Regions from separate parts of the Mus musculus genome. Here region 1 is linked to region 2. Evidence: chromatin loops called from intact Hi-C (ENCODE). Cell type or tissue: heart. All regions are shown on one strand.

Evidence for each region. Hi-C counts contacts between places; a loop is a spot of excess contacts. Peaks named below come from ENCODE experiments on the same cell type or tissue, not always from the same donor. Only the 100,000 strongest peaks of a DNase experiment are listed, where the experiment ranks them.
Region 1: a loop joins it to region 2, with 4 times the contacts of the local background. A loop is called at or near these places in 6 of 42 quality-filtered maps.

The regions. Positions count from the first base shown.
Region 1 is chr14:20,700,426-20,708,425 of GRCm38, reverse strand. Chchd1 (coiled-coil-helix-coiled-coil-helix domain containing 1) reads right to left here and starts at 5,399. Exons shown (of 3, transcript NM_025366.3): 1 at 5,229-5,399; 2 at 5,018-5,136; 3 at 4,001-4,305. The coding sequence starts at 5,352. The coding sequence ends at 4,192. It overlaps Zswim8 (zinc finger SWIM-type containing 8), which reads right to left and starts at 874. Exons shown (of 26, transcript NM_027996.3): 1 at 370-874. The coding sequence starts at 577. It overlaps Gm25328 (a small nuclear RNA gene), which reads right to left and starts at 6,903; the gene lies at 6,797-6,903. 6230400D17Rik (RIKEN cDNA 6230400D17 gene) reads left to right here and starts at 5,327. Exons shown (of 1, transcript NR_029446.1): 1 at 5,327-6,414. In heart, a CTCF peak has its summit at 818; DNase peaks (open chromatin) are centred at 995 and 5,485; H3K4me3 peaks cover 4,187 bases; H3K27ac peaks cover 3,769 bases.
Region 2 is chr14:20,794,990-20,802,989 of GRCm38, reverse strand. Gm30108 (predicted gene, 30108) reads right to left here. Exons shown (of 2, transcript NR_153779.1): 2 at 6,436-6,656. Among named protein-coding and RNA genes, the nearest start is that of Gm30108, 4.8 kb to the right of the region's middle. In heart, a CTCF peak has its summit at 4,009 (motif pointing right); DNase peaks (open chromatin) are centred at 4,059 and 4,529; H3K4me3 peaks cover 1,338 bases; H3K27ac peaks cover 1,102 bases.

The sequences.
Region 1 (8,000 bases), 95 kb after region 2:
GGCGTAACGGAATAACAAAAGATCTTTCTGGCCAAGCCAGGATGTTCTTTGCCACAACACAAGCTTATGTGAACGCGCGCCAGTGAGTGTATTCATTCTTCCTTCTCTCTCTCTGTCTCTCTCTCCTTCTCTCTCTCTCTCCTTCTCTCTCTCTCTCCTTTCCTCTCCTTTCTCCCCTCTATATCTTTCTACCCCCCACGCCCCGGCTCTGCTGTTAAGATGCCACCCCGTCCCTGGAAGGCCAGGGAAGCGAGTCCTGAAGTCTGCTCTAAGCTTGGGACAGCTCCCGGTCCGGACAGCTCCCAAGCAAGGCCCAAGCGGGACCAGCTTGCTCCCCTCCCCCTCGCAGTCTTCCCCGCTCATCCTCACCTCGCGTTCTGGTACCGCCACTGCCACCTCCGCCACCGCCTCCAGTGGGGGAATTGGGCCCCGCTGACTGTTTGCGCCATCCTCGCCAGTTCTGGCAAAGGCTCTCGGCCTCGGAAATGAACGAACAGAGTGAATCCTCCTCAAAGCGGTCGGAATCCTCAAACGAGAAGCGCTCGCCGTCCTCCCACTCCGCGAACATCAGCTCCATGGGGCCCGCACCCCCCGGGGCCGGGTCTCCCCCCGCGGATCCGGGGCCTGGGCCGCCGGCCGGGGACTGAGGGGAGGCCCGGGGCCTGAGGGGCGAGCCGGGGCTGGGGGTGGCCGGGGCGCTCAGGGCGGCCGTGCCGGGCAAGGATCTCGGGCCTGGGAGGGACACCGGGCCGGGCCTCACCCAACAGCGAGGTGCGAGCGGGGATTGTGGCCAGCCTGCGAGACTCGAGGCCGGGACGAAGCGCTGGGCGGCCAGGGCCTCTAGGCGGCTGCGGCGCCGCCTCCCCCATCAGCTGATCCGAACTTCCGGCCGCGCCGGCCATCACTACTTCCGCCCTCGCGTGCTCGAGGACTGGACCGCGTACGGGCGGGTGTAGGGGACATGTGTGTGCACTGCCTGCAGTTTTCTCGAGCCCACTCTCACACACAGCTCCCAAAGGAATAGGAACGGGTCACAGATTCCAGCAATTACTTGGTACCCATAGTGTCCCCAAAGAAGTGGACACCGTTCACATCGAGAATCGCTGGCTGTCAGGGGACCGTGCAGTGACCATTGGATAGGTTATTGTCACGCTTCGGGGCTAGGCCTAGGCCGCATTGCCTTCTGGGAGTTGCAGTCCAAAGCCTATAATCCAGCCACTTTAGCTTTCTAAAGGGGAGCGCCAGGAAAGAAAGCATTTGATTTCAGGAAATGGATGGATGTCCTTTTCCTCCGTACTGCTTTTGAATCTGGGGATTTTTAATCTGCGAGTGTGCGTGTGCGCACGCGATGAAGACCTTTTATCAGTATAGTGAAGTCCGTGGATGCCTTTCACCTTGCCTGATTGTTTATGAATTACACATTAATTGGGTTTAAATACAATTATTGAGACATATAAAACAAACGTGTTACGTAGTACTGTTTATTTATACATTAAAAGCCAAGATTGGCAGGGTATTTAACTCTTACATTTTTGGTTGTGAACCCAGCCTTTGTTGACTGAGCCACCTCTTCAGCCTCTGCAGGGTATTTAATTGATAATGTTTGCCTAGCATTTACAAGGCCCTGGGTTCTATGCCACCACCCTTGATTATTTTATATGGACACTAATGCTACTGTCGATTGTATCGTTTAACCCTGACTGAAATGCTAAATTTCAGCTATGGCTAGATATATTTCTCCTCATCCCAGTTGACAGACTTATTAGGCTAATGGGAATCTACTGACCCTCCTTAGTCTAAAGTATCCAAAACACTGAACTTCTTCATGTAACTAAAAGACCCAGCTTGCAGAACCAGGCAATTATAGTGGAATACACGACTATAGGGAAATCTAGCTATTGAGAGATGAGGAAAGACCCCTCTTCACTGCAGTAATTATCACACCTAGACCATGGAGAACTCTCATTTCTATACCACATTAATACTATAAGCTACTGCTGGGCAGCGGTGGTGCATGCCTTTAATCCCAGCACTTGGGAGGCAGAGGCAGGCAGATTTCTGAGTTCGAGGCCAGCCTGGTCTACAGAGTGAGTTCCAGGATAGCCAGAGCTAAATTTTAAACAGAGAAACCCTGTCTTGAAAAAAAAAAAAAAATTCTATCGGCTATTAAGAAAAGGCTAATTTGGTTGTGCCTGGAGGGGCAGAACATATATAAAATCTCACACAATTATTCCTACTACCAGAGGACAGTAAATACTATCAGCAAACCGGAGAATGTAAGAAAAAAAAAACAACAACAGTAATTTACAGTGAATTGCCCACCAAATCTTAGTCATACCACTTGGGAGAATTAAGTGGAAAGTCACTGAAATATTGAGACATGATAATCTACTCTACCTGATTATTTAATAGAAAAAGGAAATAGTTGCCAGAGGGGACAGGAAAAAAAATTACCTTCACATTTCTTAGGTAAAAGTTAATGACCAAATTTATAAATAGTACTGCTTACTTTTACATTAAGCAAGACTGGGCAGAGTATTTAAATCATTGGTAATTTTTACTTTTAATTTTCTTTGGGGGGGGGGGCGTTTCACTGTGACATGTTTTCACTGTGTAGTCCTTGCTGTCCTTGAACGCTTTTTAGACCAGGCTGGCTATAACCCGGAGACTTGCCAGCCTCTGTGCTGGATTAAAGGTGTGAGCCCACAACAACCAGGCTGTTTGCTTTTTTTTTTTAAAGCAACTCTTTTTTAAAAATGATTTTTGTTTTGTTTTGTTGAGGGTCTCTTTATGGCATTGCTCAGAGATCTGCCTGTCTGCCTGCCTGCCTGCCTTCTAAGCGTTGGGGGGAAAAGGCATGTACCAGTGTCTTAGTTAGGGTTTTCTGCTGTGAACAGACACCGTGACCAAGGCAACTCTTACAAGGACAAGATTTAACTGGAGCAGGCTTACTGGTTCACAGGTCCAGTCCATTATCAAGGCAGGAACTGGCAGCATCCAGGCAGGCATGGTGCAGGAGGAGCTGAGGATTCTACATCTTCATCTGAAGGCTACTAATGGAAGACTGACTTCCAGGCAGCTAGGATGAGAGTCTTAAGCCCACTCTGACAGTGACACACCTAATCCAACAAGGCCACATATCCATATATCCACATATCCACTCCCTGGGCACCTATACAAACAGAACCCACCATATCCAACAATTTTTTTTTTATCGTATATATCTGTCTCTAATTGCACTGCTATCAGGCTCCCTGGTACTAGTTGCAAGAAGCTGTGAGGCAGCTAGGATGGTCACTGTGGAACCCAATGTCAGTCCTCTACAAAAGTAGCAAGTACCCTTAAATGGAGTCAGCTCTCCAGCCCCTAAGTATATTAACTGTACAAATAAAATAATATGTATCTACAGAATCTCTGGGTATCAGTATATGCACTTGCTTCAGTAAGCACTTTGGACAGACTATTTGTGAAGTATGCCCTCACTGAATACAGCTGATGGCAAAAAGGCTCTGCATACACAGACTTCATTGCTACTTATGTATCTAAAAGCCAAAGGACTAAATGATGTAAAGGACTTGAAAGGCAACAAAAGACATTCAGACTTGCTCATCAAAAGCATATTTGGACTGGGCAGTGGTGGCGCATGCCTTTAATCCCAGCACTTGGGAGAAAGAGGCAGGCGATCTCGGAGTTTGCGACTGGCCTGGTCTACAGAGTGAGTTACAGGACAGCCAGGAATACACAGAGAAACTCTCTTTCAAAAAAGAAAAAGAAAAAAAACAAAAAAAAAACAAAAACAAAACAAAAGAAAGGAAATGAAGAGCATCCCAGGAATAAAGAACTTCCAGGGTTTGGGGAGATTATAGAGCCCAAGAAAGGACGTGCTCAGGTTGGCTCAGAGGTTGGGTGCTTGCCCAGTGAAGGGAAAGGCAGAGATATTCCTCTTCAGGATGGGGCTGGAGGTGTGAGGAGAAGCAGCTAATTAGAAGAAATGGCCAACTTCTTTTTAGAGGATTTTATTTCAAGACAGCATCCAGAATACGATTCATTCAAAAGAGCAAAATTAAGTATTTTGCCTCATTTTACCCTTCAAAAACTCGTAGCAATGCAAATGCAAACCGCAAACCTCCCAAACGTGCCTCTCTGTATAGCTTTTGGAAATGAGAGTTCATTGAAAATATTTCTCCATTTTCAGATGAGATGAGATTTGTTGGGAAATCTCTGTAACAACTTGGTCATCTTGTGGGGAGATAAACTCTCGGACTGTCCCAGAGACTCCTGGATTGATCTCATCTTCCTGGCTTCCTGAAAACACAACAGAAAACAGAAAACAAAAAACAAAGTCACAGTTCTTTAGCTTATTCTGACCTAGACCCATAATTTTTATAATATTCCAAACCCCAAGAGACCCTGCCTCAAGGAATAAAGTGGAAGAGGAATGGAGGAAAATTCCAGACGTTTACCTCAGGCCACCACACAGCACTGGTGCCCACAGATGTGTCCCTGCATTTTCAAGCACGCAAGCACTTACACACATACACACACACACACACACACACACACCCCAAACAAACAAACAAAAAACCCAAAGGAACAAAAAGGGGATTTAAAGGGATTGGGGATGTACAAATGATTGTTATCATCTCAAACTACTATTCTGGCTAGCAAATTAGTGAAGATCAACCTATGACAAAACTTAGCTTTTTCTCACTTTGGTGAGGGTGAGCCAGTCACAGATGAATGGGAGACTCTGTACATAATTTAACACAGGGCGGTGTGAACCATTTCTTTGCGTTTGGTTTTTTTTTTTTGGTTTTTCGAGACAGGGTTTCTCTGTGTAGCCCTGGCTGTCCTGGCACTCACTTTGTAGACCAGGCTGGCCTCGAACTCAGAAATCCACCTGCCTCTGCCTCCCAAGTGCTGGGATTAAAGGCGTGCGCCACCACGCCCGGCTTGAACCATTTCTTTGTATTCCCCTTTCTTTTCCCAAGAAGGCACGCTAGGAGCCAGACATCACCTGAGCCCTGGAAGAACAATCGAAGAAGTCCTGGATCTCTTTCCTGCACGCCTCGTCGCGGAATTCATTCTGCTTCCAGCAAGCCATCATCATCGACATCTCCGTGATACAGGTTGCCTCTGGAGGGGAAGAACTGGGAGACCTTCAGCCACAGGGCGACCTAACACCTCTCCCCCGAGATTACCTAGCCGCCCCCGCTCCAAGTGCTCACCTCCCTTTTCTCTACGTCGGTTCCCGACGCGGTTAGCTAAGATAAGAGGCTTGTTGGGTTTCAGTATAGGTTTTCCCGGGTTCGCAAACCGCGCCAGGCGGCCGCGTAGACTGGGCGTCGCCATTTTGCACAGCGTTCCCAGTAGGCTCCGCGGCGCCGTGCGTGACCCCTCTTGACCTCTACGCGCTTGGCGTGCGGACAACGGGCAGCTGTGCGCGCACTTTCCGGGTCTTGGCCTCACGGTGACACTGGATTCGAACCCCGTCGGGCCGGCAGCCGACAGCAGGTTAGGATGCTATAGGTTGTGCGCGCCCTTTGCGTGCTCGGGACCCGGCAGGATTCAGGGGCCCCGTGTCCGCGGCTGCCACTTATTTGTGAGTCGGTGTCTGCGTGTGGGCACCACGTGAGTGCCGCGTCCGTGGCGGCCAGGGGAAGGCGTTGGATCCCGTGGGGCTGGAGTTAAGGATTTTGGATTGCAAAGGACTTTTGTTTTAACAAGTCTGTGAGAATGATGATTCCTTTTGCCAGGCGGTGGTGACGCTCGCCTTTAAATCCCGGCACTGGGGAGGTGGGGAGGCGGGGAGGCGGGGAGGCAGGCGGATCTGAGTTTGAGGCCAGCCTGGTCTCCAGGACTGCCAGGGCTACACAGAGAAACTCTGTAGCAGAAAAACCAAAATAATAAAATGGTTGCTTTTTACAACTCTTACATGGACTGCTAGGTAGATACTGTTTACTCGTTTGGAATGATCGCACAGTAGGGTGAACGTTGTAACATTTACGTGTGACATACACAACATTTAATATTAGAGCAACTATATCACTTCTTTTTATAGACCTCCAGTTGTGATTTGTTGGACTTGAGTGTTTGACTTAACTGTTTACAAAACCGAATCAAAAGATGTGCTATATATAGATTCTTTGGTATTTGCAAATGAATTCAAGACATTTCTGCTAATGGAAGCGGAATCCAGCAGTCCTGTAGTTTATATGATGTCTACTTTAGAGCAAGGTATATTTGCTGACATTTTTTACCTCAGATGTTTGGAATTCTCCCTTGATAGCCTACGTGGATGCCTTTCTTCCGGAGTCACATAGCTAATTCAGGAGGGAAATTCCAGGAATGGGCCTGACCAAAAAGTCCATCTTTTGGTCAGTATTTAGTATCTAATAAAGCTTGCTTTAAATTTAGCCCAAAATGGTGGACTTCGTTTTTCTGGCGAATCCCAAGATTAACACTGGGTTCACATCAGAGGGGTTTTCCCTCTCTTACCACACCCTACCGGCAGCCATCAAGGCACCTTTTTTATTGTCACACACATTTATATTGTTTGTGACCTTATGTACCCCAACATCTACTTTGAAATCTTAGCTAGCTCAGGGTCTGGAGAGGTAGCTCCGTGCTTAAAGAGTGTTTTTAGCTCTTCCAGAGGACTGTTTGGTTTCCAGCATCCACGTTGCAGGGCTCATAATTACTTCTACCAACACCTCGAACGCACACATGGGTAAATTTCTTTTCTTTCCCAAACTTTAATTTGCATTTGCTAACAAATCTTTTTTATCCACTTTACAAAACTATGGAACACTTCACGAATTTGCGTGTCATCCTTGTGCAAGGGCCATGCTAATCTTCTCTGTATCGTCCCCGTTTTAGTATATAGGCTGCCAAAGCGAGCACGGAAAAATATTTTTAAATATCTCTTAAATGTTTAAAATGAGACGAGCCTTTGTGTATCTTGTTCATGCTAAAAATAGCTATGCCAGGCGTGGCATATGCCTACAATCCAAGCACTTGGGAAATTGAGGCAGGAGACAGATTAAAGAGTTTGAAACCAGCCTAAGTTACATATAATGAGTACTTGGCAAGCCAGGGCCATATAACATGACCCTGCCTTAATGAAACAAACAAAAAATAAATAAAATAATGAAATGAGAAAGGAAAAGTGTTTACCATTATTTTTTACAAGTCTCCAATTTTATCACCTCAATCCCCCAAAATAAGCAAATACAGGCCAGCAAAATGGCTCACTTGGTGAATAGAGGTGCTGCCACTAAGTCTGTTGAGTTTAGTCCTTGAGACCACATGGCAGAAAGAAAACTGACTCTTATGATATATACAAGTACAGGGTAGTACAAGCTACTACACACATACACATAATAAACAAATGTAATAAAGAAACCATGTAGAAGACACTGGAAAAATCAGTTTATTATATAAAATGAAACCTGAGATGATAAAATAAACACAGTAACACTTGTGTTCTAGCCATACTCTGGTAGTAAATAAAAGACTATTACAAACCTCTACCACGAGTACCCATGGGTACCATGAGTACCCATAACCTGCAGCAAGTGATGGTGCTGTATGCCTTGTAGCTGAGCCGCAAACCTGAAAAACTTCTTGTTGCTGTTTTTATATGACAGTAAAGCTTTTTCACTGGTATAGTACTGTGTGGTTATTCATAGTTCTTTCCCTTGTGGAAATGGAGCACCTGATTTGCCCTGGCCTTTTATGATTATTTATATAATGAGAGGGATAAAGGAGTCTGGCAAGCACTGAGCAAAAAGCAGGCCTCACTCTCCAGCAACAACCATTCGTGACCAGCACGCTCACTTTGCATAAAGGTCCTAGAGAGGTGAGTGTTCCAGTGAGGTGGTGGAATGGCCAGGACCCTGCACCTGCATAAGCGTCACTTACCCTTCCTGGTGCACAGCACACCTGAGTTCTGATTTAGGCTTGTACTTGTATAATACTTACTTTGCTGTAGAAATCAG
Region 2 (8,000 bases):
TTTCAAGACAGGACCTCTGTAGCACAGGCTGGATTCAGTCCTGTGATTGCTCTGTAGCCAAGGCCAGTCTCAAACACCCTCCTGCTTCGGTCCCCTCAAAATGGGGATGATAAAATTCAATTTCTCAAGTTGCTATAAAGACTAGGGTAATATTTGAGAAATAAGTAAATATATACACACAGAAAACAACTCCATATTGAAAACTGTCCAAAAAAAAAAAAAAACAAAAAAACAAATAAGAAGCCGCCACTGTGGGTCAGCGAGATGGCTCAGTGGGTAAAGTGCTTGCTGTTTGACTCTAAGGATCTGAGTTCAGTCCCTGGACCCATGTGAAAGGTGAAGCAGAGAAGCAACCCCACAGACGTTGTCTTGTGACCCCCAGGGACACACCATGGGCACACACATGCCCTCCACATACTAACAATACATACAATTTCAAATACTTCCTTGAAAATATAATTGATGGGGTATGATGGCTCACATCTGTAATCCTAACTCTAAAGGGCTTAAACAAGAGAACTGCCTCAAAGCCAAGTCCAGTCTGAAGTGAAATCCTGTCTCAGACGAACAGAAAAATAAACAAACAAAAAATAAATAAATAAAAATAAAAAAAGGAAAAGAAAGAAAAGAAAAGGAAGAGAAAGGAAGGGAATTAAAAACATATAGCAACATTTTAAATTAAGAAACTTTATTAGCCAGGCATGTTGGCACACACCTTTAATCCCAGCACTTGGGAGGCAGAGGCAGGCAGATTTCTGAGTTCGAGGTCAGCCTGGTCTACAGAGTGAGTTCCAGGACAGCCAGGGCTACACAGAGAAACCCTGTCTCGAAACACCCACACACACACACACACACACACACACACACACACACACAAAGAAACTTTATTAATTAGTTAATTTATATTATTAATATAAATTATTAATATATATTATTATTAATTAGTTATTTTATGTGTATGGGTGTTTTACCTGCATGCATAGTTGTGTACCATGTTTGCGTATGCGCGTGCATGTGCGTGCGTGTGTGTGTGTGTGTGTGTGTGTGTGTGTGTGCCTGATGCCTGAAGAGGCTGCTGGATCCCTTGGATCTTCAGTTACATACAGCTGAGAGCCAACACAAGGATGCTGTGAATTAAACCCAGGTCCCCTGGAAGAGCAACCAGTGCTCTCCACCACGGAGCCATCTCTCCAGCCCCATAAAGAAAAAACTACATATAAGAGACTAAAATAGATGATAAGGAGATGAATAAAAATATGAGAATTAAAGTAGGGTTATCTGGCTATTGTGGGCTCATAGGCAAGGGAGAAAGGCAGGGTCCAAGTTTCTGGACTCTAAGGAAGGTCCTGAGGCACCAAGGTCCCAGGCCTGAGTTACCATAGTGCCCATCAGACATTTACACTTGAATGTCCTGTATCCGTTCAAATTCAACAAGCTCTAAATCCAAATTAATCAATCCATGATGATGATAGCTAAGGTCTGGTAGTACAAGACTATGGTCCTAACTACTCAAGAGGCTACAGCAGAAGGCTCTCTAGTTCAAGAATTCCCTGGGCTACTGAGTGTGTTTAAGGCTAGCCAGGGCAACTTAGTGAGACCTAACTCAAAAGCAAAACAAAACAAAAACCTAAGTAGAGTTATACACAGGGGATCTGAGTTCAGCCTGACTACCCAGTTTCCCAAGCATTTTCAAGTCCTTGGTGTTTATTTCAGCACCCGATCTACACTGTCCTTTCTACTGGCAATATTCCCTCTACTTCGGCTCTAACAACTAACATACTTCTCCTTCCATTTCTTCCTACTTCGAGTGTTTCTGTTTATCCAAATTACTTGCTATTAAAAGCCCCAAAGTGCTCAGCTTTTATATATAGTCTAGGCATTTATTGAGTTCTTGCTACACCCCAGGTACTAGAGTTAAACAGAAACAGATACTGACCTCCTGAGTCCTAGAGGCATAGAAGCAATTGTAAAGTTGTACTTGGGACAAGTGCTTTGAAGCAGTGATGGTTGGTGCTTTGGGGGGTGTCACTACAGAAATGTGATCCCATCAAAGGGTCAGAGCCCTGGTTGCTACTCAGAGAAAGCGGTGCTGGAAGAGAGAACTGAAGGACAAGCATAGGACGTGGTGTAGGTAGAACCATCTAAAGACAGGCATTTTTTCAAAGCCCCAGAGGTTGCTGTGACAACTATTTTCTTATACCCAATTTGTTATTTTCTTCTTGCTTCTGGTAAGTACATCTTCTTGGAGAGTCTATTTCTGAGCCACCTTTCTGTCTTCTATGTCAGTTAGGATTAAAGCTTTACAAAAGCAGGGAGACAACTATCAGTGGACTTGAGGGGACACTGTCCATCCATTCTCCGGGAGTATTGCCCTCAGAGACTCTGAAGCACTGCAGTGTTAGCCTGTACCTATATCTAACACTCACTCTCCTTTGTGTTGACCAAGTAACAGCAGAATGTCCAGCTTCGGGCAGAGACTTATGTCTGTCCTTGGTGGAGGAATCTTCTCACCTTGTGCTGGAGTTGCAGGTTTCATCATGGTGGGTGAGAGTGGAAGCAGTCTTCCTTGTGGGCTCCCTGGGAGCTTCAGAGTGTTAGACCCTGAAGGAACTCGAGGTTGGTTGTAAAAGGGCAGTGCAGTTTAACTAGGGCCTGTAGGTGCTTTCCCACCTCTCTCTCTCTCTTGCCACTCTACACCAGAGTCTCCTTTCTACCCCTCAAGTATACTGACAGTTTTTTTGGGTTTTTTTTAAAAGAATTACTTATTTGTTGCTATCTTCAGACACACCAGGAAGGGGCATCAGATCCCATTACAGACAGTTGTGAGCCACCATGTGGTTGCTGGGAATTGAACTCAGGACCTCTGAAAGAGCAGCCAGTGCTCTTAACTGCTGAGCTAGCTCTCCAGCCCATACTGACAGTTTTTAATAATAGTTTTTATTTGTGTGTGTGTGTGTGTGTGTGTGTGTGTGTGATGTGCAATGTGTGCTTGCAGTGCCCTCGGAGGCCAGAGCACACTGAACTCCTTGGAACTAGAGTTAAAGGCAGTTGTGAGATACCATGTGGGTACCTGAACCAAACGCCATAAGTTCATTTTACTTTCTCAGCAGTAGAAGTGAGTCTGAAATTACTTTTCTTGGTTCATTGCCTTCCTATAGAAATGTAAACTCCACAAAGGCAGGGATTTTGCTGGATTCTTCCTTCCTATGTTCCAAGTGAGAAGAGCAGAGCAAAGTGTTCAGTCAAATGGATGGATGGATGGATGTGTGAATGGATGGATGGATGGATGGATAGATAGATGGATGGATGGATGAATGGATGGATAGATGAATGTGTGGATGTGTGGGTGGATGGATGGATGTGTGGATGGATGAATGGATGGATGTGAATGGATGGATGGATGTGAATGGATGGATGGATGGATGTGTAGATGGATGGATGGATGGATAGATGTGTGGATGGGTGGGTGGGTGGATGATGGATGGATGGATGAATGAATGTGTGGATGTGTGGGTGGGTGGATAGATTTGACCTCTGAGTAAAGTCTGGACACAGTGCCTTTGAAGCTAAGGTCACATTGACTTTAAGGTTTCAATTTACATCCCATGAAATCATCCCTATGGCCTTTCATTGTGTAGCCCTGGCTGTCCTGGAGCTAGTTCTAACTCTGTAGACCAGGCTGTCCTGAAACACAGAGATCTGCCTGCCTCTGCCTCCCAAATGCTGGGGTTGAAAGTGTGTGCCACCACTGCGTGACGTTTTGTTTTTCACACACTCTTCCTGTTGACTGGCTTTCAGTTGGCCTTTATCTTGACTGTTTCTCCAGGAGCTGTTGCCTTTGGGCAACCTATTTTACTTTTACAGGCTTCCCCTTCTGTAAGATGAAGTAGGTAGCTTCTGTACTCACAGGGGAGTGCATAAATTATATAGCATATGCAGAATGCATAGTGAATGTCCCTTGTAACATCATCTCCCTGAAAGCTCTAGTGTGACTCACATCCAGCCACCAGGGGGCGGCACATGCCATTCTTCCTGTCCAGCAGAGCTAGTGCAGGCGGTGGTTGGTGGCTCAGCATCTTTCGTTAGCCTCTAAGGAGGCGCTATTACCTCTCCGCTGTGCTTCATCTTCCTCTCCAAGTATCTTATCCACACCCCACCCCCATCCTTTATTCATTTCACAAATATTTAATGAGTGCCAGGCGCTGAGCGTTTAATGGAAAAAATTAGATACTTCCTGCCTTCAGTGAACACCTAGTCTAAAAGGGGACGGCAGAAGGGACAAGAATCAGAGGACCCGGGAGAGCAGAAGAGCAAGTCTACACTGCCCTCTGATCCTCTTGTTTAGACAATGGAAGGGAATTTGTTCTTATTTCTCCTTGGGGATGAACTCAGAGCTTTGCACACACTCAGTACTCTCCCATTGGGTGACTCTGCAACCCAGAAATCTTGGCTGCACACGTTACATGTTCTTACAACTCACCAAACTGCTGAGCTCAGCTTTTCAATCTGGTGCCTCAGACTCTACCCCACACCTCAGTTCCTCACATCCATACTGCGGCTCCCACCTCAAACAACCTCAGCCTCTCACCCAAAAAAATCTCAGTCCCCTTTACTCAAATCTTCTGGAACTCAATCCCTTACGTCAAATATATTGGCTCCCCCTTAAAGGGGTTCTGCGGTCGGTTTCATTTGCGTTTCCTAGCCCCTTTCTAGCTGTCAGTGGAGGGATGGGGGTAATACTCTCATCTCACCCCGTGACTTGTCTGGGAGCATGCGCACTGAGTGCTGAGCCCACTCTCCCAATGTGGCCTCCAGAACAAGGACACCTCTTACTCCGGAGTTGGGGGTTGTCTTAACGGCTTTCATTTTTACTTAGGCTTTCCTATCCGAATTATCACATCATGTTCATAGTTTTCAAATGCTCCACCATCGCTTAATTCTTTCAGAGTTCCTTGAAGAGGGCTCACGCATGATCTTATCGCCTCTTGTGAAACTGGTACTAGACTCTTACAAAGTTGGAAGGGCTCAGAGAAGCTACTGGTCCAGCAGATTTTAAACTTCCTTTTGACCAAGAGTTACACACAAGGACTGAAGAGACAGCTCAATTGTTAAAGAGCACTGACTGCTGCTCTTCCAGAGGACTAGGTTTAATTCCCAGCACCAATATGGTGGCTCATAACTATCCAGTTCCAGAGGCTCTGACTCCCTCTTCTGGCCTCAAAGGATACTAGGCACGCATCTAGTACACAGACATGTAGGCAAAAACCCATACACATTAAATAATAATAATAATAATAGTAGTAGTAGTAGTAGTAATCCCAGCACTTAGGACGTAGAGGCAGGCAGATCTCTGAGTCTGAGGCCAGCCTGTTCTATAGAATGAGTTCCAGGACAGACAGGACTACAGAGAGGAATCCTGTCTCGAAAACCCAAATACTAATGGTGATGATGATGGTGGTGGTGATACACACTTTATATTTACATACATATGCACATATATGTGTATACAGCTGGAACATGGCTGTGCAATCCTTAGCATTTAGAGTCCTATGGACTGAGCTCCTTGCATCCTAGGAACACACGGCCGACTTCATTCTCCTAGCATTGATTTACAACATCTCCCAACATGTGAGCAACTATGCTTTGATTTTAATGGCATCATCTCCCTTGCATTTACATTCATTTATTTATTTGGCTTTTCTGAGATGATGTCTCACTGTATGGCCCTGGCTGGCATAGAACTCACTAGATAGACCAGGCTGTTCTCAAACTAGTCACCATCTTGTGATTACAGGTGCATGACAGCGCACCTGCCTCCCCTTTCAATTAAAGACCTCACTTCCAACTGCTCTGTTTTTCTTAGATTGGAAGAGTAAGTATTCTCACGTGCTCTAAAATCACATTCCGAAATTAGGGAGGGAAGTATATGTCATTCAGGGGGGCAATATGTAATTTTCAGTGGCTTCAAGACGAAAGATCAGGACAAGGGAGGGGTACCACCCAGTGGGGTACCTCTGGTGATTATCAAGGCATCAATTTCCTGTGTTGTTTACTGTTCCGGGAGCTCTGAGCACTGCCTGAGTGCTAGTGCTGCCCAGGGGACTGGTTACAACCAGAACAGCATAGTCTGTGGACCCCATGAGGTTGCCATAGATACTGATGCGCAGGGAGCTAGCGAGCTCGTTATTATTTGTGAGTGTCGTCCCTCTAATTGCTGTGAGGTAGCTGGAGGTTGTGTGGGTGCTACGGCAATGGGGATTAAGAAGGGTGTGTGTGTGAGGATGTTTGTGTGAGCACACAGAAGTGTCTCTAGGCTCCACGCTGCCAGAGTGGACACTAGGCAGGCAGAGGTCTGTGCTATCAAGAGAAAGTGTGAAGGAGGGAAGACAGGAGCAAGGTAGAGCTGTAAAAGAAAAATGGAGGCTTCTAATTGTATAAATTATAAATCTCCACTTTATTAGGACATTCCGCTAAAAGGCAGTGACGAGCAGATAGGAGGTAGTTGATGAACAGTTGTTGAAAAATGGGTGGCTCCATTTACATGGTAGTATGAGTCATTTCCAAGATTTCACCCAATATTTTCCTACGTCATTTTCCATTTCACCCAGAGACACGCGATGCTTTAGATGGTTATCCTGAAGCATCCAGTGTAGATCCTGTAGGCGGGATGACAAACGGGTCACAGCAGGCACGTTGGGCCAGTCAGGTTGTAACCCTGCTTTGACCTTTCCCCCTAGGGTATCCCTAAGAGACCCCATTTTACCCCTAGTCTATGCTTGTGACCTCTCCCCACTCCTCACTCCATCTTCTGTTAATGAATATGTGAGGTTCAAGTATCAGCGTCTGGAGGTCAGGACCCAAGCTGCCTCCAGCCCTCAGGAAGGGCACACTGGTGAAAAAATGACACGCTGGCTGCTGCCTCCATTTCTGGAGCGCAACTAGCAGCCGCTTCTGCAGCAAGGATGGATGAGAGAAAATGAAGACTTACTGGCATCCCTGATTTTACAACCTCCTTACCCAACCGGGCTGAGACTTGGGACCTGCTGCTTTGAGGTAGGAAGTGGCCTTGTCCCCTCCACTTAACTTCCTGTTGCCATGTGGAAGGGTGGAGTACACAGTGCCCCTGTCACCTCAGCTCTTTCCTTGGTTCTCTCCTCTCAGGTAATCAGTCAGGGCTTTCTTCCCCCACTTCCCCCTAATCTCCAACCCCCACCCCCCCACACACACTTTGCTCCCTGGGCTGTGGGGTAAGTCCTCCCTTTGTGCTCTTCCCACCCCACTGAAGCTTGGGAGGCCAGAGTACCTCTCAGTTGCCTCCCCTGGCAGCACTGGCCTGCTGACAGAGGAGGCTGGATTCCCAGTGGGCACCCTGCTGTAATCAAGACTGAGAGGCAGCAGTTGGCTGAGCTCCCTTCTGCCCAGTGGGGAATGGCCTCTGACTTGGGGTACAGCTGCGCGGGGGGGGGGGGGGGGGGCATCGGGAAATTGCCCTGCACATTGCTCCTCCAGAGTGGCTTTTACTTGACTCTGTCCCATAAAGTTGTAATATTGGAGACAGAGCCGTTCTATGAACACTGAGCCTGGAGCGAAGTACCCAGGGGTTCCTTTGGAGTGCACAGTTTAGTGGGAAGAAAAATACTACACAATAGCTGCAAACACTGTTTGAATAAGGTACTGAGGGTTACTCTAATATTATACATGATTTAACCCAGTAAATGCTCACAGCCCTATGAAGTATACTGCACTATTATTTCCAGTTCTCAAATAAGGCCCAGACAGATTTCATGAACTGCAGAATGCCTGAGGTCAATGATTTTCCAGACATCCGAGAGCTAGGTAGTATGATCCAAGAGTTCTCAATACTGTGTGCTAGCACTCATACTTGCAAATACATCATTACAAAATGTGATAAAGTGTCATAAATAAAAGTACTGGATGCCCACAAGAAAACGAGCATGTTTTCATCTTTTGCTTTTAGCCACTAGTGCACAAAGCCTTTT